Linked DNA regions of Homo sapiens: regions 1 and 2 are each linked to region 3. The links are chromatin loops, found by intact Hi-C in ENCODE. Cell type or tissue: Caco-2. All regions are shown on one strand.

Region 1 (8,000 bases), 590 kb after region 3:
TATGAGAGAAGTATTAAATTCCTCTTCTCACTTGCTAAAGAAATACCTGATTTCTGGTAACTTATTCTCTATTCTCTATACCTGAGAAACCCGAGTGTGAGAATGAAAACAGCCCCCCGACCCTGTTCACGAAAGGATCACTGTGGCCACAATGTCAGTGCACAGTCTTGACTTCACCCCCATCCCCCGGTCTGTTCCACTTTTCCTTTTTCGTTCTCCAGTTATTGCCATGAACCAGAAACTTCCCACAGCATCTCACGGTGTTTTCTTGAAAATAACAATGCTATTAGAACACAACAAATACATAAACAAATCAATGACAGCAAAATGACAGAGTTTTGAATCATCGTGTCTAGGTGGCAGAAAAATTTCTCCTCATCCTCAAAAATATATAAAACTATTGGAAGTTTGCAGGAAATTTTTTCAATTATGTTCTTTAAAACTCTTCTCTTCAAGTAAAATTCTCTCTTAACAATGAAATTTATGAGAGATACTCACACATTTAGAGTAGACGAATGTGAAACTGGTAGGTCTTCATCATAGTTTGTCTTTACATCTGTGCATGTTTACATCTCATACCTAAATACCGATTTAAATTTTTTAACAAACATAACACTTAAATTCCATTTATTATTTCTTGTAAATCTCAATATATAAACCAAATATAAGATGCACCCAGTTTATCTCTCATTTCTCTAATTACATATGCAATGGTGCCTATTTACCAGGCAGTGCCTGCTTGATCCGAACTTTCCAGTGGATTTTAGATGACTCTGTCAGTTACACAACCAGGTTAGTTCAAAGACAGCGAAAAGCACTTGCATCCAAATGAAATCTATATTTGGTAATTCTTAAAATATCATTTTTCCATGGCTTTGTAGGGCATATTGCTTACTCAGATAATGTGCATGCCTTTCCAGTGAGGCAGTTTTTTGAAATGTGATCTTGGGTCACTTTATGTTAAACTTACTTACTCCACACATAGGATGAGTAATGCCAGATAAAGTACTGTCATTAAAAGCATTTTTATTAAGGGGCTAGTAGAGAAAACCTTTAAGCAATGTTATCAAGCTCTTTGTTGAACCAGGTGGGACATCTATATGAATAGGATCTCTTCAGACCTAGACCTCAGCCACAGCACACCTGGCCTATGTTTGGAAAAGAAAGTCTCTCTTGTTTGGCTACATAGTCGGTTACAAAGAGCCAAGACAACTTTAATTTATCCGTTAAGAATGGAGGCCCATATTTAAGAGTCATCAGCAATAAAGGAAAATACACTGGATCATTTCAAGTGCATGCTAATCATTTAATGTAATAAATGGAGCAACTCTAATTATCTCCTGAGGAAATGATTTCACACTAAAACAATGGGAATGAAGAGGTTACTTCAGGAGCATAATACCCAGCTGAAAGTTACTCATGTGAATCTGGAGATTTCTCTTGCATTTCAGGGGGGAGGGACTTTTTCCCCCACAGCCCTAATTCAGTTGCCTCCTTAACGGGGTTAAAGATATTTAGCACTGACCCTGCCGTGTGCTTGTTTTGTAACCCCAAGCAAAGCTCTCACCAAGCTCAAGATCGGTGTCCTTCCTGACTGCTTTGAAAGCTGCTCCCTAATAAGAGGGTATCTGACTTCAATGCAGCAAAACAAATAAATTAGTCTAGAGATCACTGTAACCTCCTCACTTCCTATTCCTTGCCTCCCCCAAAATGATCAATCTGCCACCTACGCTAGCCATTGCAAAAGAATTTCCAGTGAAATGCTTGAAATAATTTTTTAAATGTTTCAATCTGTCGTGACCAATATTTTTAAAAATTTTAAGTGTAGTTTTTTAAAGCTATTTTTGTTTACTTGTTGGCATCACAAAATTAAGGTTAAGAAATATAATGGAGGATTTGGGGAAGAATAAAATGTTTTAATGATTTGGTTGCTTCTCTTGCAAAAGACAGATTTCACCATAAGCTTAAAATGGTTTGCTAAATTCTATATTTCTGTTGCCTCATTGTTCTGTTTCTTTTGATGAAACACATAAAATGAACACTGTCTGTTTAGGCATTTTAAAAAACATATTCACATTAAATAGAATAACTACAGTGGATGGGTACACAACCCTGAAAACTAGGTAGCAGAATGATTTTGACTTTTTCAAATCCTTCAAGTAAATCCAAATCTAAACAAACAGACAGACAATATAGACTTGATTTTTGAACAGTTCTTCCCCCAATTTCTCATTGCTCTGGTTTTGGGAATAAGGAACACATTAGAAAAACCTTTCTCTTCAGAAATAACAAAGAATCAGGAAATTGTGTCTGTTTAACTTCTACATATAAGCTAAGACATTCTAAGTACATATTTTTCATTATGAAAATAATAAATGTAAATAAATTCATAACTCTGTTTCTGTTTTGGTCATATTCAAAGGTATGTTGAATAAGGAATCAAATCCTCTTTAGATTGAAATTGATAAACACATTAGAGAACATGAAAAAATTACATAAAATAGAAAACAACCCAATGCAAGACTGATTAATTCTCCAATTAGTGTAAAAACCATAAGCGGAAATCACAATTTTGAGGGAGAAGATTTGCATTTATTTAAAGCCCACATCCATATTTTATAAAAGGGAATGCTTTGACTTTCTTTTTACCTTAGTATCCCTGCTGTCTGTGTACATGAAAACAGCCAATATCAGACATGAAGTTAATTGGAATCAACTGCGCCCATCTTTACAGGAACACACCGGAATGTGTACCATTCAGGCTCAGCTTACCATAATATTCTCTACGGAATAGTTGACCACAGGATTCTCATTCACAAACAGCCAGGTTAAACAGTTAAATGCTAGCAAATCCTGCATAGCCCTGTGGGAAATTTCACTTTAATCCCGAACTTATAAGAGGACAATCAAAGCCCAAAGCCTGGGTAACAAATCTGATCCTCTGTTGCAATCTGTGTCCTCATGGGAAGGAGAGAGGTGCTCTCCGTACAAGCCCTAGATGGATAAATACCTAAATGATGAGATAGATGGGGAATGCAGAAGAGGCGTCTGGCCTTAGCCATTCGCTTCCAATTCCATATTACACTGTGAGAGGCAATTCTTGTGCAGCTCAGGAGCAGCCAGTCCTGATTACTAGAAGTTGAAGTGTGGCTTAAGGAATGATTAATGACAGTGTCGGGAGGAAAACAAAGCACAATGAGAGTTATCTCTAATCCACCTGCTTGCAGATGCTATAGTAAGGGAATGAAAATGGCCCCGGTGAGCCCTGATGATAAAAAAATCAAACGAGAAAGGTGCAAAGCTGTAGATATGTATTAATCTGATATATAAAAACTAGGTCTTACTTGAATAAAGCATTAGGCATGAATGGAGCCCCATAGGTGATAGATACTAGGCCATAGTGGACTTCACATTGTCTGTATTTTTTAAATCAAACAGAACTGTTCCCTTCAGTATTGCCTTTGACATTAATAGGTTGGTATTTGAAAAGTCACAGTTCACTAGATGAGCAGGCTTGTGAGTGCAAGCTCATTAAACAAACCCCCTTTTCTTGTTGTTCTTAAAAAATACGATGACACCATACCACCACCTTGTGGTTTTGCTGTGCACGTACACACTACCCCCGGAGACGTCTAAAATTCAATCACATTTTCCAAACGTAGAAATCCAGGTGGAATGTAATTATAAGATCGATGGTGTACTTTATAAGCAAGTATGTTTATGAGTGGCTTTCACCTAAGACAACACAATGCCAATAAGATCATTGAAGTTTCATAATGTATTTTTGGATGCAATATGAGGTCTCAGCCTGGTCATTCCAATTATCTATTTTAATTTCAGGCCACCAATGCAACGAGATCAGAAGACATCAAATATCCATCTATGTGAAGAGAATGAACAAAAGTGTTTCACACACCTGTTCCCTGGCAAGTAGTCACTGACTTCCAATATCCAACAAAGCTAAGTAACAACACTTTGAGCTTTTCATAATTTTTCTATGTGTGGAAAAGATTGTGAAGCAGTGAAATGTGTATGTGCTTTCTTCTAAAACAAAGAACATTTTACTCATGTCTCCACATCTATAGACAGAACTCTAAGCACTTTTAAGAGCTAAATTTTTATGTTTGGGCATTTTGTTGATTTGTTGACTCGCTACGCATTTGCCTTTTGATATGATCTTGATTCGATGGAAGCAATAGCATTCCATAATTTCACCTGGTTAGCAATCATTCCTGCTAGGAGGTAGTGATGGACAATGATGCAGGCAGCCTCAGGATATTCACTTATTCCCAGGTTTGGGAAAGCTGCTTCTGCTTTTGTCCACAGTGCTAAGTGCCTATTGCATTCTCTCCCCTTTAATCTAGCTAGCAACAAGTTAGATGTTAATTCATATTTCATGCAAGATTTTTAATACTGAAAGTCTAATGAAGATTTAGCGTTCCGTTTTTAACAAGGCTGATGTTACTGTTGAAAGAAAGCACATACATTATTTTAATTAATATCAATTCATAAGTGCTCTTGATTTATATATTAAACAAAGAGAGAAAGTGTCTTGTCATACATGACAATTGATTCTGTATTCACCCATCATTTACTCAGAGCCCATTTCCCCCCTTCTTGCGTGGGAAATGCATGATGGAAGCTGCCATGTAGAATTGTGTGTCTCTCACATGCTGTTAATGCTGTGCTGTGATCACCTCACCCCTTATTTCCTTATGACGAGCTTCAAGTCAGTTCCAGCCAACTGTGCTAGTCTCCACCTGACATCTTCTCCTATCAAATAAGCAGCCTCTATTGTTTTAAGCTTAATGCCTTTGTGTATGGCACAGCCTTCCAATAATCGCAGAGGGCCTGACAACTCATGTGTTATAAAGGCATAATGTTAGGCCAAAGGAGGTAATTAATAATAGCAGTTTAATGCAGCTGGGAGCAAGAATTGCCTTACAAACCAAAACATCTTCAGCCATTTAGCCAAGTACAGAATTAGCAAGATGGCAAGGACCTGAATGGAGAAACAAATGCCCTGCCTTATGTGTTATGACACAGTAGGCAGTTAAGAAAATTCCAGAATTTTAGAAGATGCTCTGATCACACCAGACCATTATTAAATTGAATATTAGCTATTAATTAAGTTCTGGGGAATTTTCTTCTTTCTCCATTTCATTCTTTCAGTGGCAGCAAATTGTCTTCTTTTGAAGTCAATGCCATGATTTCCTCATGTGAAACCTCTACACCAAAGGAGGCAGTGTTCTGGTCCTGCTTCCCTACCTCTCTCCTCACGCCCACCCCCACATACATACACGCTGTCAAGTAACTTATGTCAATTTCCAACAACAGCAAAAAAGTAGACACTAGAGCACTTCACATTCTGTGCTTTAAATAAAAAATTTTTTCTCTGAGATTTGTTGCTACATTCCTACCCCAGAAAGACCCTAGAGATACAGGCAGAGCCCAGAAAGATCCTGTGAGTGGGCCAGTGGGAAGGGGAGGAGCTGCAGTACTTATGTAGAATGTTTTTAAGCCAAAGAAAGGATTTTATTTCTTCTTAATTGTTAGGCTGTGTACAAGTTAGTAATTATTTTGTCGTCCTCCAGTACCATGACAAACACACACACACATACACAACACACACACAGGCACACTTAATGCTTCATGCTGGAATCACTCCAACCAATAATGCTGACTGGCCACTATTTGTGGGGAGAAAACATTCCAAAGCCCCAAGTCAAGATATTAATCCCACCCTATTTTTAAGAGAAAAATAAATCATTTGCCAAGAGCAAGACAATTGAGACCATGAGAGAGGACCTGACCTGGAAAGCCAGCCAGATTCCTCTCCAGTCTAACCCAGTCTCTTCATTCCATCGGTTTAAATCTAAAGGTATATTTGTCTTTCAGACTGTCTTTCTGGACTATATGGAGGCTCCATCCCCAGCAGTGGATGTGGCTTCCTCCTCCAACCTCCTGAGAAGTAGAAATGGCATGAGTGTTTTATGCACACTTTAATACTCTGCAGGGTCAGCTCGGACTTGGAAAGATGCTTCGGAAATCAACATGCGAAGGAACACTCCACGCCAATAGGAATGAGAGTTACATTTATGCTCTATAAAATAAGGCATCTCCCAATTTATTTACCCTGGCATGATTATTTATCTGGCATTATATTGCAGCGGTAATCCAGGGAGTTGCTTTGTAGTTACTCTGTTACTGCTCTTGTTTTGCAGTAACTCTGTAAATAACTTGTGTCACCCCTTCTATGTCCCAGTTCCAGATGGAAGATAAGACGTTATTTCTGCTTCAGTGCAAAATCTTAACAGCTGATGTAAGGAGGTGTTCAGATTCCTATCTAAATTACATGCCAGATATTCTGCATTAGCATTGTTAGGCGGGTTATTTATCTACAACCTGAATATATTTCCAGGATATCAAATGATGACTTACAAGCTATCTCCTGTGATGTGATGTGCAAGCGTAGAGCAATGTAAGAAAAATTTTAAAACCCCTCCATGGATGATCTTAGCTTAGAAAAACTGATTCAACATTGTTCTATTTACCTTAATTAACACAAATCTTAGCCATATTTGTTTATAACACTGTGTTAGTGACTAAATAAAACCATTATGAAGCTGCCTACAAGGCCACTGGGTATGCAAGGAAAACTACACAGTCATTACTACCCAGTAGAGGGCAAACACATTGTATTTTATTGCTAATTTGGACCAAATCCCTGTAATTTGGTGTTTAAAGATTGTGCATGGGTTATGAGCATACAGTTGTTGAATAAATGTACCATGGTATGTTTTTAACATCTGTGGAGATTTTGATGGAATAATAGTCTCCTTTCTGTATAGCTTAATGTAATATATTATGTATTTGGAAATTTGAGCAAGGTACACTATTTGGAAAAGAAATCACAAAAGAAGATTTGCTTGTGCTGTCTAGAACTCCCTTACATTGCTAGACTCTAGAAAGGAAGAGCAGGATTAAAACAAAACAAAACAAAAAACCTACATTCAGGTGAAGAAATGTTTTTTTCCACGTGATCTTTGGTTTCCCTTTGTTAGGAATAAAGCTCTTCATCTCTCCCCCACTCCGAGGTTGCTTTTCCTCCAAGTGGAAGGTAGTTTGGGCCAATATGTTGTGTTATTCCATTAGTTTATGTTTTAAGACTAAGAAGAGATACTTCTGTGTTATAAATTATTTATAGCACAAGAACAAAGGGAGGCTGTCAGGGCTGCTGCTACTTTGAGAAAATAAAAAAGAAATGATGAATTTATGGAGAATCCAATTTAATAAAGAGGGAGGAGATGCAACTGCTAATTATTAACATCCATCTGCAGACAGAGACCTGAGAGTAAAGAATTAGATGGATACATTTACATCTGTCTGTCACCAAAAGAAATCTCACTAATGGTTTTCCACACTGTCACCAAACGCTCCCCATCCAGCTTCGAGAACCTTAGAGACACGTGAAGATATTTTAATCAACAGCAGGGCATGGAAGACATGCAAAGAACTTTAGAAATGGGCACTGAAAAACACCACCACTTCCTCCTGCACTCTCTGCCATTCTGAAAACACCAAATAATAAAATGTGGTGTGGACTTTATCTTTGTATCTAACTGATGTGGGGAGCAGTGAGCTTTGAAAACTTTTCTATTGAAGCAGCTGCAAGGCACATCTCTGCTGACATCAGGCACAGTGTAGAGACAGAGGTATGAATGAATGAAGAATGTCCAGCAAAAAAGAGAAGAAATGGTTTATCGTGGGAGAATTTTTTTGTTGTTGTTATTTTATTTTGATGCTGAACCTACCTCTTGTCTTCTGGACGTTGCTTTCATGAACAGGAGGGAACAGAAAATGGAATGCTTTGAAAACTCATGATCCTGGGCTGCTGCCTTCTTTTCTTAAAAGGAGCAGAAGAGAAGGATAAATATATTAAGAATTCGTCAAAGAAAAAGAAATGTTCCATGGCTGTGTGAAGCTTGCTGATGGGGGGG
Region 2 (8,000 bases), 600 kb after region 3:
CTCCCACATAGGGCGGTTCTATGTCTCTAGTTTCTCCCAAGACAGTTCTAGTGTACACTTAATGGCTCCATATAAATATTAACAACTGTACCTTTTGCTTTCTGGTTTAGGGAGCAAATTACAGAGTTACTGTGCTAGTTATCAACTTACTGCTTCTCACTTCCTAATACATAATATTTCTTTGCTCAGCATTGTCACGGGAGAGCTGGATCTTGTAAACTTTCTCCTTGCCAAATGACACAAAGCTAGGCTTTGCGTAGAGGACGCTGGAAGGACAAGACCAGGGGGCTTTTCTTCCTGGTTCTGTTTTTTTGTTTGTTTTTGTTTTTTTTCTTGCCCAGACCATGCAGTGGCCAGCTAGTGGTTTCCTGGCCAGTGATGCGTAGAACCCAGAAGGACACATCCTCCAACAAGTTCCATGGACACTCATGCATGTGGCATCTCCAAGAGTTTTCATAGCATGCCAAGGCAGTTTCTTGCTCACCCGCACCTCAGCAAACTTCACCATCAAGTGAAAAAAAGGAGAGTTTACAAACCCAGTTTCTGCCTTTTCCAAAAGAAGTATAAGACTGAGGCACTAGGCAGACACCTAACTGCCCCTATTCTGGGAAAATTTGTATGGGAGCTGACAAAGGTAAAGAAAAAACTTCAAGATACCATGTTATAATGAGACAATGTTAACAAAATAACACCCCCTTGGAATAAGGAAATGTAATGTGACTTTTTTGTTTAATGAGTATTCCTGCATAATACAAAAACCTAGAATCCAAAATCAAAACTATCTGGTGAACCCAGTGGGAAGAAGTTCTCTAGAGTGTGGAATTACGAACATATATATGTTTGTATAGCTACCTAAATTTACGAGTTTTTAAACCATTGTAATTTTCCTTAAGGTAGGACTAGTACTTTAACTTGATTATTTGCCCCTAGTATGTGATAAGAAAATATTGGTTGGAGAAGAGACATGCAAAATAGCACAGAAATCTTAGTAAGATGGGAATCTTTTTAACCTCAAACTATTTTTGTGAAGTCAAATACTAATTGATAAAGGATAAGAAGTGAAAATTCCAATCGTCCTCTGAAGAGAGATGTGATCCCAACAAAATATTTCAGCTAAGTCTAAATTGCATTACTTTTTCATCGAATAGTCCACTTTTCCTCTTTGTGCCCTGATCCCTTGACCTCGTGGACATCATGCTTGACCACATAACTTGCTTGAGACATCGATAGGTAAGCAGTAATATGGGTCACTTCCAAGACAAATCTTTCAGAGCCAGGGTGTGGTTGGCCATTTCTCCTTTCACTGTTCCACGAAATTCACCCCGTATCCACAAGGAATATGCCTCAGCCTGGGTCCCACAGCAACCACATGGAGCAGTCAACCCATGATGGACATACAAAAAAATAAACATTTGCAGTTGGAAGCCATGGAAAAGTTTAGGTTGTTACCATAGCATAACCTGATTTATTCTAACTAATTTCAGACAGCAATTAATAATTGGAAATGAGGTAAAAAGGAAAAGGAAGACTCCAAGAAATAGGTTAGCAGCCTGAATGATAGGGAGAATACAGGAGCCTATGGACATTGTAGTATTTTACTAAGAACATCTCCACAACATAACACACATCCAGGCATCCTGTTCTGAGTGACTTTACTCTGGCTTCTAAATTGCCGTTTTTATTACAGATGTGGGAGCCTCTCCACACCTCCACCATTCTAATGAAGGTACAAAATATGTTAGATTCCACATATAAACCAAATATGTGAGGGATAGATATGCATTAACAAGAGGACTGAGGCCAGGAAATACAAAAATTCAGTTAAAAATGTGCAAATGTGATGGTATGTTCATACCCTTAGATATCTACCCATGAAAGTAAGGTAAGGAGCATCTTACTTTTCCCACAAAGTTTGTAGGGCTGTGTGTTAATAGGGGCTGAGAGTTGAGTCTTAATAATGCTGGCAGACTGGTTATATTGGACAAATTAGTATATCTACCTCAATCTTAAAGTGAGAAGAATATTACACTCTAGCATATATAAAATATTAATGTAAATATGTATAAGCATACAAGAATCTATTATTTAGCACAATAAGGGGATTGGGTACTTAAGTTAATCAAATATTTCAGTCTTCTATAGTTTGCCCATTTCTAAGCAATCAGAAAGCAAAAACCAGAAAAATATACTGAACACCCGTACTATGTTGAATACAATTCTGTTTCGCAAAGATTCATATGACACCACAGGATCTTGCAAGGCTTCACGATCATCATTTATTATGATCTTTAACAATGGGAAGATGCAGACATCGCACCCCGTGAGACACTATAGAGTAATGAACAGAGTCAGGAGACCCAGAGACAAGTTCTCACTTTGTTGCTTATTAATAGGATGACCATACACTCTGATTTTCTCAGAACAGTCCCAGCTTGTGCTGTTGAACTGGCATGTTTACTAATGGTGTTCTCACTCACTCTCAAAACTATCCCCATTGAACAACAAATTATATAGTCACCCTACTTATATATGACCTCAAAAATCCATTTAAGATTTTAGAACTCCAGTTTCCTCAATTATAGATCTGAGGATACAACTGAGATAATATACATAAAAGTGCTTTGTGAGCTTCTTAAGCACTATCTACATGTTTGGTATCATTATCATCACTTTATTGGAAAAATTTAGTCAATAGAGCACCAAACAGTAAAGAGTTGCGTCTTAAAAATCACTTTGTCCTTTTCATTTCCATTATTCATTCAAAAAATATTTGTTAGCTTACTACTATGACCCAGAGACTGTTTGGCGCCAGGGATAGAGATAAAAAAAAACAAACAAATAAACAAAAAGTGACCCATACCCTAGCATTGCTTTTACACTAATGCCCCTGTGAAAATTAATCCTATTAGAAAAGACCAAATGAATAAGAGCAACTCTATTTTATCCATCTAATTGGGAGACAACTAAAGTTCAGAAAGATGAGATTCTCAGGTCACTCTGCAACTCAGTCCATTTTGCATGAAGGCTAAAACTTGTGAATCCTAGTTCACATCCATGCTCTGGCCAGTTCATTATTTTGTTTTTAAAGGATTAATGGAAATTCTCACAGAGTCCTTGATCTTACCTCAAGAGATCTCCTAGATCATCCTGGCCTCTAGGCAGGATTGCTCTTAAAGGCAAAACAAGAATCCGGCTAATTCTCACAACTGTGCAAAGTTGGCCAGTCTTGTTTATACAAGCTCCACAAACCAACCTTCAGGATGTATTTTCAAGTTTAATGGCCCCATCCTCAGAACTTTACGAGCTGCCATAGTCCTATAGACCTCAAAACAATTCAACATTCTACACTGAGAATGGAGGACTTTGAAGAGAAATGAAAGGAAGGAGGGAAGTCTTCCATATTCAAACGTCCAAACAAATCACCACTGAACAGACCTTTGGCAAAGAGTCTACAAAGGTAAGTTTTCAGAGTGAATATAAATATTAGTCTTTTTCTGCAGTCATGAAGACAGCAGCTCCTCTTGATATTAATATATCACTACTCTACAAATACACAGGGAATAAGATTATGATTCTCTAATATTAAATACACCTAAATAAACGCCTGTCTTCAATTTCAAAAGGCCAAAGTCAGAGCCTAACAAACTGTGTCTTCAACATTCCTTCCAGGTTCCAAAACCATATTTTAATCAGATCTATTCTATGGGAGTAGGAAAACATCCCTACAATCTGAGCCAAATGCCCTGCTCTGATGCAGCTGTAACAGCTATTCAGAGAGCTCCAAGTGCCCTCTTTTGGCCTACAGGGAGAATTGCAATCCCCTTCTGTTATCAAAGAAGCCCTTTGGAAAAACAATGTGTTTACAACAAAGCCCTTTACTTATGAGCAAACCACAATGATGACTAGACAAATGGAAGTTTCCTCTAGTCAAGGCACCTCTGCTTTCAGAGAGCCTCATTAAATGAGTTTCATTATACATTATACATCTCTCAACCCTGGTCGGCAAACAAGGCTCACTCCTAACCCCCTCCAGTCGAAAAGTGAATTTTAAAAGCAGTTCATCAGGGAGCACACGGCACTCCATGTTAGAAGCTGCCTCCGAGGATGAGTTGTGGCCAACAGTTACTGTCCTCTTCCTCTCTCTCCACTAGCATTTATTTCATCTTGTCCTATACTCTATATAGTTAGATATTTACAAAAGAGTTTGTCCATTCCTTGAGGGCATGAACTATATATTGTTTATTTTTACAACCCCAGAACACGCCACAGTGCTTGGCATGTATTTGGGGCTCTCTGATGATTGAAAGAATCATGAGAGGCAGCAGAGCTCATTTGGAGAAAATATTCTGTTTCATCATTGTTGGAATAAATTTTCCTCCTTCAATCTATTTTGTTCTAATTTCCTGACGAATTTTCGGTAGCTTTCCTTTTAGGAACTTGAGCACAGCAATAAGAATTCAATATGGCGGCAGAAATCTTCAAGGCAAATGGAGGAACTCAGTTTTATGGTCTCCTTAGTAGGTCTCTACCTTTTAAAAATCTAATAAAATGTATAAAGTTAGTTGTAATTCTCAGACTTACACTTTGGCAAAGAGTTATACAGCTAGTTCTACTCAGGTAACAAGTTCAAAACCTACTAGGTCAATATAAAGTCTTATAATATATTGTCATGGGAAATGCATCTTTGAGAAATATCCTTGAGCAACCCTAACGTGTCTTTTTCTTTTTTAAATAACAGAACGTTAAGGGAAATTAAAAATTGGTAGTTTAGAAAGAGCTTCTATAAATTCAATTTAATGCTGAAGTTATCATGTAATTAACAGATGTTTCTTTTTTTGAAAAGATAACTGATTTTTTTATTATACTTTAAGTTCTAGGGTACATGTGCACAACATGCAGGTTTGTTACATATGTATACATGGAACAACCATAATGTGTCTTAAGCAGTATCTTACAATAAACATTTTCTGAGGCAATCTGCATATCGGCTTCACCTTTCTGATTAGTGCTACCGAGGGGTATAATGAATGGGTACTGGAGGTGCTTCCTTTACAAATTACAGTGAATTTTTTAAAAATAACATACACCTCAGATATTATATCATACCTTTACTGAATGTGAGTTTCTGAAATTCAAAAGAATGAAGCAGAATATTCCTAAAACACATAGCACAATATAAGCTCCTAATGGTCACCTGCAAGACCTAAATAAGTTTCATCAGCAGTTATCCCAAAAGAGTATTGAAGATTTACTGGGCATACTTGGATCAGACAGGTCCATTCTTTGTCATGAGTTAGCAATTAATGAAGAGCTGCCAAAGCCAAGATACCTTGGCAGCTGTCTCACTGTAAAGGCTAGAAAGGCAGTGGATGGTGCCAAGGACTATGGTTCCCACACAGTGGAACTCAGTACACATCAGTGACTACCTGGGTTGACATTAACAGAAAGTAGTTGAAACATGAGCCCAACTAAAGGTACCCCAATATAAATGAGTAGAATAAAGCCTATTCCAGCAAGATAGTAATGGATGACACATTCAAGTCTACTTAATATCTGCCAGGATCATAGAAAACAAAATTAATCTTTTGAATGACATTTGTTGGAAGGGGTATGTAGAAGGTATAAAATACCTTCTCCTTTCCCTAGTTCAAGAAGGCTTTACACAGTAGCTAAGACAGAAACACTGCTTCCAAGTAGGAGTTGTGGGAAAGGATCAAAAATAAAAGGTTAGTGGAGAGAAAGATACTTAAGGTAACACATAAATAGAACAATATCTTTGCCAGTAACCAACAATTTTTTTAAAAGTAAATTTTTAAAAATCCAAAGTTTTACCTCTTTTTTGTAATAATATTTGAGAAACTGATAACTAAATTGCAATGTGACATAGAAAATCTAATGAGATAAAAGTAATTAAATAGTGGATATTTTATACATTTTATAAATTATTTTTTAAAACACCAGTGGATAAGAGAGTGATTCATAAACAAGGAATACCAGTCTTTAAGGTAATGAGAAAATTTCATTTTAAGTCTTAGGTCTGAAGTATTAACATTAGTAACAATAACTTAACTACACAATAGATAAAACCTTGATATCTATGTATTTGCATGTATGTATACACATAGAACTGTGTGTACAAATGTACTTGTGTGTGTGTGTGTGTGTGTATATATATATATATATTCCCACATACATAATCATAAAACATAGTTGCTTGGAGAAATATTCAAATCAAGGGACAAAGTGACAAATCTCTTTTGCAGAAATTATTTGTTACCATTTCCTAAATACATACTCAATAAAGAAAATACGTTATTAAATACAATATGTTTATTAACATTTCCAAGATTGCTCCAGGTATAAATTCTCTCTCTGGGCTGAAGCATTTTTTAGTTGCTCATCATGAACAATCATTCAGTTATGCAGAAAAGAAGGTTTTGTGAAAAATATGCCCAGTCCTTTGTTATGGCTATAATCGTCAACAATTTAAGAGTATCCACTGTTGCTGGATCATTCTCTGCTTCATGAAAATAGGAGAGGCAAAGGCGGAAGTCTGTCTTTAAGGTGATGGTATCCATCTGTCTATGTATTTCTATTTATCTATCTATTATTCTAGCTGTAATTCCAAACATTACCTAATCCAGCATTCCTAAGCTTTTTTGTGCCATAGACTCCTTTGACAGTCTGGTGAGATCTGTGGATAATTTCTGAGAAAAAAATATGTTTAATGTATATAGTAAAATACAGAGAATTACAGAGAAATCAATTATATCTAAATATATTTTAAGTTTTCAAATTTGAAGGTATTGTTTACCTTTAAAATTTTAAAGATATTGTCCTATTATGTGTTACCCTAACTATCTTTTTCTACCCTTTATTTTTGATCCTTTGCCACAAGTCTTAAGTAAAATCTACATTTCTTTAACCTGTTACACATCAATATCTAGCAGTTGATTTAATAACTACCATAATTTAAAAATAGAGATGAGATGAGCATAAATGACATTTGCGAGATCTACAACACCTATAACGTGCTGTAAAAATGTGTGACTTCTATTGGTGACAAATTCGCAGGTATTGCTAAAACTAATGTGGTTTGTTGCCTTATTCCTAATTGAAAGAAATGTTCAATTTCAGTGAGAGATTATTGAAAAGAAAGATGTAATTTTTTCCCCATCCATGCTCAGGGACTCCTGTATCTTAAAAATCTTTTAATGTGGTCTTACAGTACAGACATACAAGTCTTCAACAGTCTGATTTGGATAAAGCAATAGTGATATATATATTCCTTGTTTAGGAATAAAATGTGTCTACATCTCCTTCTTCTGTTATTGATACGACTTACGTAAATCTTTACAATGCTGAACTTAAACAGAAAAAGCAATGCTTAAAGTTACACATTTTAAGATAATTCATGAAATTGTCAAGGACAACAGTAAAGCAATGAATTGTTTGTAGACCTCGTGACACACAGAGAGAATATTAGAGAATTAAATGATAAAGGAATAAAAGAAAAGGGGCTTTGATATATATGGATATTTTAATGGACTAGGGAAGGCCCAAATTAAATGATGATTATGCAGTGGTCTGGAGATTTCACATACAAAGATATTCACTACCCAGTGTTTCCAAATGTTGTTCTGTGGCTGCAGATCTGGGATTGTGCAGTGTGGACTACAGAACTAGATGTAGAAAGAGTCTGAAAAAGCTGGAGTGAAACAGATGTCTGAAAGAATAGAAGGAAAGCATTGTTCAGGAGCTTAGCTTGAGAGGACAGTGGGGAGAATTAGTAGAATCAAGTTGGTGATGGTAAGGAGTGGAGTTCAGCATGAGAGAAAAAGAAGTCTGAAAACCCGAAACAAAATTGATGTTTCCCATTTCCTGGACATCAGTACCCACTGTCCTCTGGGTAGCAGTTGAGGCTTTATAATGCATTCCTTACTTCCAAGCAAAACTATTCATTATTTCCTAAATATACTCATGTACTTTCCCATCAGCAT
Region 3 (8,000 bases):
GTCTACCACAGGATATTTTATCTTAAAATGGTTTAAATTATTGCATAGGACCTTGGCTATTGTATTCTACTAAACCTACTTTTCCTTATGTTGGACAGAGGCTCAAGAGGAAGATTAATCAGCTATGAAAAAGATGAAGTAGTAAAGTCCATACTTTCTGTGTACCTGAAGGCAACTTTGAATTGTGGTTTTATTGCTTAGAACAGAAAAATAGTTTTTATACATATTTACTTTTGCCGAATATAGACTTCCTGGCCCATACACTCCATTTGCTACTGCAGAATAAGATGATTCTAATTCAAAAAGGATAATGTTGGTTTTAAAAAAGTATAAAATAGAAATGACTGTTTTCACAGTACCATAAATGTAAGCATTGTTATACTAAAAATATTACTGTTATGAGACCAACTCACGCACTTCCAGCCTTAGATAACACGTAGGCCTTCCAGAGTTTCCAGACAATGATGTTTTGAAAAACAATATTGTGGACTGATAAATAACGGCAAATCCTGAAGGAACATCTTTCACTTTGATGGTTGGAATGTCAGGTCTTCCAAAGTTGGATAAGGTTCTAGGGTTATCCTGACTGTTGATTAATTGCCAGAAGAGTAACTGGAGCCGGAGAATTCCATTAGGACCCTGACATTTCATATCAGTCATTATTATTCTATGATTTAGACATATTTTTGAACATTTCAAACAGCATATTTCCTAGACTAAGGAGTCCTCTCCCCAATCCTGTAGACTAAATCCCTGACTATTGACCTAATTATAATATCTTATTAAAACCTAATTATAATATCCCATGTTTAATTCCAAGCAATAAACTTGGACTAAAGGAAACAACTCCAACAATGATGTGGTGGTTGAGATCATTTGAGTGGCAAGTATACAATAGACTCAGGAATTCAGCCTTTGTCTGAGAATCCCCCAAATAACCAGGGCTTAATAGGAGGTAAGATTCGTAGAGGCCTGGGGAACTGTGAGTGGGGAGTAGATTTTAGATCTGGGCATCTGCCGTGGAAGTACCCCGATTTTGGGTCTTTAGTCTTTGTACTATTTCATTTTCTTCATTATTGTCTTACAATTGTGTACTCTCTAGGAAATTAGTCAGAATGCATAAGAATTATTGAACATTTTATATTCACTTACACATCAGAACCACACTTAGATTTCTGTGTAAGGAGAATAGATAGAACTCAGTTAAGAAAAGAGAGTAGGAGAAAAGGAAGGATTCAGGAGAAAGAGCTCACAATAACTGAAACTCTAAGATCTCTAATTGTAAACATTCAGGGCACGATGGAACTGCAACTATGAAACTGAACTCATAAACAAACTCTGAGTTATAGAAATGAAGAGCATGAACAGTGAATATGAGTAAATGGGAGTCAAATGGGGGAGAGGTCGCTAAGAGCCAGAGGAAATCTTCCCAACCTGATCAAGCAGCTTAAAGTTCAGAGATTTTCTTCACCCTGACAATAACAACTCTCAGAATGAGAAACACTGCTTTAATTCATAATTTCAATGACACAGGAAGTCATTATTTAAATTTTCTTGTAGGGTCAAGGATTCAGAGGTTGACTTGAAACTACAAAGCATGTTAAACTCCTTTTGCAGGGTTAAAGCCCTCTATATCTACATATGTTATACCATATATATTGACTACACGGATACAATTTGTATGTAATTCCATTCCCAAAAGTCATGGAGGAGGCAATGCATCTTATACTCAATTGCCACCAAAGAGCACAAGAATGAATGCTTAAGTCCAGACACTGATACATCCCCCTAAATTTTCAAAGCATGGCTTGTGGTTCCAGCCCCCTGACTCCCATTCCCTGTAATGGAAGTCAGGTGGCAAAACTCTAACGCAAACTCCTTGGAAATCTAGAAGACGGCATAATGATGTTCTTTGTTTTCACTACGGAAACATTTATATGGGACACAGGTTCAACTGTCCATGAAATGATGCACTAATCTCCAGAGTTCACAATGTAATTTGGAGTATATTTTCTTCTCCATGTGCATGCAATTGTGAAGGTAATTGCCACCCTGAAGGTAAAGAATGCCAAGTGTCCCTCACATAACACACAGCTACATTCTGAACTATCTCAGAGCCAGATATTCCCTTTTTGCCTCCAGAAAAAGTCCAGGGAACTAGCTTGCATCTAAACTTTTTGCATGCAGCCTTTCTGGAGAACACCCAGTCTTTCCTTGACAAGGCTTGTTGGTTTTCATAAACTAGTTTGTTCAATAATCAGTTCAATTTCTGGCCTGAATAGCATCATTGATTTAACTCAATAAACCAAAAAACAATTCTCTTGCCTCTCAGATTTATAAATTCTACTTGTATGCCACAGATATTTAAAATTTAAAAATTAAGCCAGCTTAAGAATAAACAGGGTTAGTTTTAGATATGCTGGGGACTTATCAAATGCAATGTCAAGCTTCATGACTGAGATCACAAGTCAGAAAGTCTTCTATTATATTCAGGAAGTAAAATCACTATCTTACTTTGTGGAAAGTACATTTTTAGAAATTAAAATTAAATGTGTAAAAAAGGGGCTATCTTAATTTTCAATAGCTACACCCATGATCTCACTACTTAATTATAGACAATTCTAATACTAATATTAAACAATTTTTAACTGTATGTGAAATCCACTACAATTTAACTGTCCTATACAACCTAGCACTCAGGGACACACAGTTTGATATCTATTTCATGCCTGATTTTTCTCTTCTGAACTTGACAAAGCACTTCTCAAGGATGTAACAGAAGTATAAGACAAACTTTTCTTCCCTCATAGCACCTGACACAGAGTAGGGTACATTACAGGAGCTCAATAAATGTTTGTGCCTGTATTGATTGATTGCTAGCATTCTGCTTTGTGATTCCTTTTAATATTTCAGATGCAGAAAGGTCATTATCATAATCATTGTAAACGTCATTTATCTGTTTATGACACTGTTCTGGGTGCTACATAAAATTTAGCAGTGAGATCTCAAAACTATAGGAATAACTGAATGGACATTGACAGACACACTCATCAGGAAAGATGGCACATGGGGTTAGAGTTTGGAGTGATTCACCTAAACATTTAAAATTACATTCATTGAATTTATATAATCTACTACTTCTTTCCAAAAATAATTTCAAGCATCTTACAGCAAAAAAATGATAAGGTTATAATATAAAATAGGATACCTGGACTAATGTAAGAAACCAGTAGAATGATAAGAGAGCGAAACTGAATGAAGAGAAAGTGAATTTCCCTGCAGTTCTGGCAAGGAGAGAACTACCCTAGGCCAGAGTTTCTCAACTCTGATGCTGTACCATTGACATTTTGGGCTGGACAATTTCCTACTGTGGCAGGCTGCCCTAGTGCATTGTAGGATGTTTTCGAGCAGCATCCCTGGACTCTAACCACTAGATGCCAGTAGTGCCTCCCTTCCTCCCCTCCTGTTGTGATGACCAATAATGCCTCCAGATCTTTCCCCTCATTTGAGAATCACTGCCTGTCTCATTTCATTTAGGCTGCTATAACAAAATATCTTAAACTGGGTAATTTATAAAAAACAGATCTATTGCTCACAGTTCTGGAGGTGAAGAATTTCAAGATCAAAGTGCCAGCAGATTTGGTGTCTGGTGAGGACCTGTTCCCCAAAGATTGCACCTTCTGTGTCTTCACCTGGTGGAAGGAATGGAAGGGGCAAGGCCACTCCCTTCAACCTCTTTCATAAGGGCACTGATCTCATTCATGAGAGCAGAGCCCTCTTGACTTAATGACTTCCCTAACAGCCCCATCTCTTAATACCATCACCACTGGGGTTAGGTTTCAGCATACGAATTTTGGGAGAACACCAACATTCAGGCCATAGCATTCTGCCCCTGCCCCCTCCAATTAATGCTTTTTGCACATACAAAATATATTCGCTCCATCCCAATAGCCCCAAAGTCTTAACTTGTTCTAGCAAGCTGTGTTCTTGCATGCTGTGTGTCTGCAGAGTTAGTACCACATGAATGCTGCAATGATTTATTTCTTGTACTTTTTGGAAAGGTGGCCTGAGCCACACCTAAACCTGTTTGAGCCACAGCTGGGGCAGTCAAGGAGCATTACACTGGAATCCAAGGAGCAGAACCTTGCAATTGTTCTACCTCCAAGGCCTTGGCATTCTGGGCCTGTCTGGGTGGGGCAGCCACACAGATCTTGGAAATGCCTTTAGAATTCTTCCTCCATCATCTTGATAAATAGCATCTGACTTCCTTCTAGCCATACTAATTTCATTATCAAGCATTTGCTTGGCCAAACACAGGGTATTCTCTCTTGAACACTGTTTTATATTAATTACAACATGGTCAGGTTGAGAATTGTCCAAATCTTTAAGTTCTGTTTCATTTTAGATTAAGTTCATTTTTAATTTGTTTTTCTCTTCTCGCATTTTGCTATAAGTAGTCAAGAGAAGCCATGCTGCACCCTCGACACTTTGCATAGAGATTTCTTCCACCAAATCTAGTTTATTACTCAGAAGTCTGCCTTCCACAAAACACTAGATCATTAACACAGTGCAGCCAAGTTTTCTGCCACTTTTATAACAAGGATTATCTTTCCTCTAGTTTTCTCTGTTTCCTCTGAATACTGTTCCTCATTTCCTTCTAAGATGTCAAAAGAATGGCCTTTACCATCCATATATCTACCAACATTCTAATTATAACCACTTAGGTAATCTCTAAGAAGATTAAGGCATTCTCTGCAGCCCTGCTTTCTTTCTGAGACCTCACCAAAATTATCCTTAAGGTTATTTTTTATGGCAATATAGGCTTTTCCTAGCCTGCTCCTCCAAACTCTTCTAGCTCTTGCCAATTACCCATATCTAAAGCTGCTTCCACTTTTTTAGGTATTTGTTACAGCAGCACCCCAGTTCTCAATACCAATTTCTATCTCAGTCTGTTTGGGATGCTATAAGAAAATACCTTAGACTGGGTAATTTATAAACAACAGAAATTTATTGCTCACAGTTCTGGAGTCTGGGAAGTCCAAGATCAAGGCACCAGTAGATTTGATGTCTTTAGTAGAACCTATTCTTCATAGATGGCACCTTCTGTGTCCTTACGTTATGGAAAGGAAAGAAGAGGGAAGGAAGCTCCTTTCAACTTGTTTTATAAGGACACTCATCCCTTTCATGAAGGTGGAGCCTTCATGATTTAATCACTTTCCAAAAGGCCCTTTTAGTATGATCACCTTGGGGGTTAGGTTTCAACATATTAATTTTAAAGGTAAATCAATATTTAGACCATAATGTTACCCTAGGTGATCTAGCTTTCATTTTAAGGATGGAGAAAGTTCAACTCAGTTCTTGGGGTTTGGGGTACATGAGAGAGACACAATTATTTTGTGACATTTATTTTTGAAACAAACTTTAATAAAACATGAACAATTTTAATTGATAATAATAATAGCTAATATTTATTGAGCACTAATTATGAGCCAGCTGCTGAAGTAGGTACTATACACACATGATCTCATTTACTCCTGCATATTGATCTCAGTTATTCCTGGAGTAGTATTGTGATCCTTACTTTATAGCTAAATAAACTCTGACTTAGATTAAGCAGTTTACCCAAGGTCATACAGTAAATGGCAGCTTTGGGATTCAAACCCAAGCAATGTGAGATTAGAGCCACCACTCTGAGTTATCAACAACAGCCTTATGGAAATATTACATTGCTGATTTTTGCATGGCTCTCCTGTAAAAGTAGAAGATATGAAATTGAAGCACAAACTAGGAAAGGCAATTAACAACTCCTCAATAGGCTATTGAAAGCAGTCCCCAGTCTACAGAAGTAACTGAGTGACAGCTGTCCATACTGTATGTTGGTCATAATTGCAGATGATGCTATGTCAGAGTAACAGCAAGGAGGCTGCCTAAATTTCCATGTCTTTGTCTACTTGTCAAAACTTGAGTATTGACGGGACTTTTCATTTGAAGTATCCTAGGATTTAACTATCTTTTTTTTCCCATACATTTCAATAAAATGTTGTATCACACTGTGGAGTGAGAGGAAATCTGAAAAAGAGCTCAGAATTAAACAGATCCAGGTTGAATCATGGTACTAAAACCTACAGCTATGTAACTTTAAAAAACTATTTGACCTCTCTGTTATCTGTAAATGGGTGTATGACTATATATAGAGTTATGCCTCACTTAACAACAGTGATATGTTTTGATTTCATCATTGTGCAAACATCATGAGTTTACTTACACAAACCTGCCTACACGGTAGTAGCTTACTACACTTCTAGGCTATGTGATATAGCCTATTGCTCCTAGTCTACAAACCTGTACAACATGTTACAGTACTGAATATTATGGACAACTATAACACAATAGTAAGTATTTGTGTAACTAAACATAGAAAAGATACAGTAAAAATATAGCATAAAATATTTAAAAAATGGTACATCTATATGTGGCACTTACCATGAATGGAGCTTGCAAGACTAAAAATTACTCTGGGTGAGTTGGTGAGCGAGCAATGAGAGAATGTGAAGGCCTAGGATATAATTGTACACTACCATAGACTTAAAAAACACCATGCAGTTGGATTAAATTTACAAAAATTCTTTCTTCAATAGTAAATTAACTTTCCTTGTTAGGATACTGGTAAGTAAAAAAAAAATGTTAGCCTTAGCTTACTAATTAACCTTAACTTACGAATAAAAGTAATTCTTTTACTTTATAAACTTTTTAATAGTTTTTAACTTTTTTCTCTTTTATAACAACACAGTTCAAAACAAACACATTGCACAGCTGTACACAAATATTTTCTTTCTTTATATGTGTTCTATAAGCTTTTTTCCATTTAAAAATTTATTTTTACTCTTTAAAGTATTTTTGTTGACACTGCAAACACACACATTAGCCTAAGCCTAAACAGAGTCAAAATAATCAACATCACTGTCTTCCACCACCACATCTTGTCCCACTATAAGGTCTTTAGGGACAATAACATACATGAAGCTGTCATCTCCTATGAGAACACTACCTTTTTCTGGAACATCTCCTGAGGGACCTGCCTGAGGCTATTTTATAGTTCACTTTTCAAAATAAGTTACAAGGAGTACACTCTAAAATAATGATAAAAGTATAATATAGTATTAACACACACATAAACCAGTAACATAGTTGTTTACTATCACTATCAAGTATTACATACTGCACATAATTGTATATGCTATACTTTTATTCAACTGGCAGTGCAGTAGGTGTGTTTAAACCAGCATCACCACAAACACATGAGTAATGCATTTTGCCGCAACATTATGGTGACCATTGCTAGGTGATAGGATTTTTTCAGCTCTGCTATAATCTTATGGGACCAGCATCCTATATGTGGTCCATCATTGACTGAAACATTGTTATGAGATACATCACTTTATATATTTTCAGAAATGTCATAAGAATTATAAACATATAAATATAAATATTTAGTAAATATAAACATTTAATAAATAAAATTTATTAATTTTTGTATAATTTTAAAATATTTAAGAAATACAATTATTTGCTATATTTGTTTTGGGAAATTTGTGGAACTTAATATAATGAGAAGAGTAGTAGTGATAATAGTGGCAAATTCCAGTGCCATTTTTTCCCAGGAAAACATATCTTGACAAATACTCTACTTCTGCAGGTGGAAAAAAGCCTTTGGTTTTTGTTGACTTATCAAATATCAGCTCTGGTAGCAAATTTCTACTCTACTATTTCTACTATTTCCAGCTCTGGCAGAAATTTCTAGTTCAAAAGAGCTAAACTACTTTATCAGATCATAAACTCTTTGTGATCCCTGCCATTGACCCACAAGAATCACTTTCACTCTTTTCTTTCTTATTAGGCTATTAACAGAATCAAACTATGACTCAAAGATTAGAAATATTTATGCCGACTTGCTGAATACCAAATAAATGTCTAATTTTTGACTGATGGGTAATTAATTT

What was found. A loop is a pair of places that touch in the nucleus more often than their neighbours do. Peaks named below come from ENCODE experiments on the same cell type or tissue, not always from the same donor. Only the 100,000 strongest peaks of a DNase experiment are listed, where the experiment ranks them.
Region 1: it touches region 3 in a loop (21-fold over the local background); 9 of 110 quality-filtered maps call a loop at or near these places.
Region 2: a loop joins it to region 3, with 22 times the contacts of the local background. A loop is called at or near these places in 9 of 110 quality-filtered maps.

What each region holds. Positions count from the first base shown.
Region 1 is chr15:37,877,158-37,885,157 of GRCh38, forward strand. No RefSeq gene overlaps it. Among named protein-coding and RNA genes, the nearest start is that of TMCO5A, 53 kb to the right of the region's middle. In Caco-2, CTCF peaks have their summits at 3,591 (motif pointing left) and 3,793; no DNase peak of the experiment used is centred here.
Region 2 is chr15:37,888,153-37,896,152 of GRCh38, forward strand. No RefSeq gene overlaps it. Among named protein-coding and RNA genes, the nearest start is that of TMCO5A, 42 kb to the right of the region's middle. In Caco-2, a CTCF peak has its summit at 3,815 (motif pointing left); no DNase peak of the experiment used is centred here.
Region 3 is chr15:37,285,873-37,293,872 of GRCh38, forward strand. No RefSeq gene overlaps it. Among named protein-coding and RNA genes, the nearest start is that of MEIS2, 190 kb to the left of the region's middle. In Caco-2, no CTCF peak of the experiment used is centred here; a DNase peak (open chromatin) is centred at 3,429.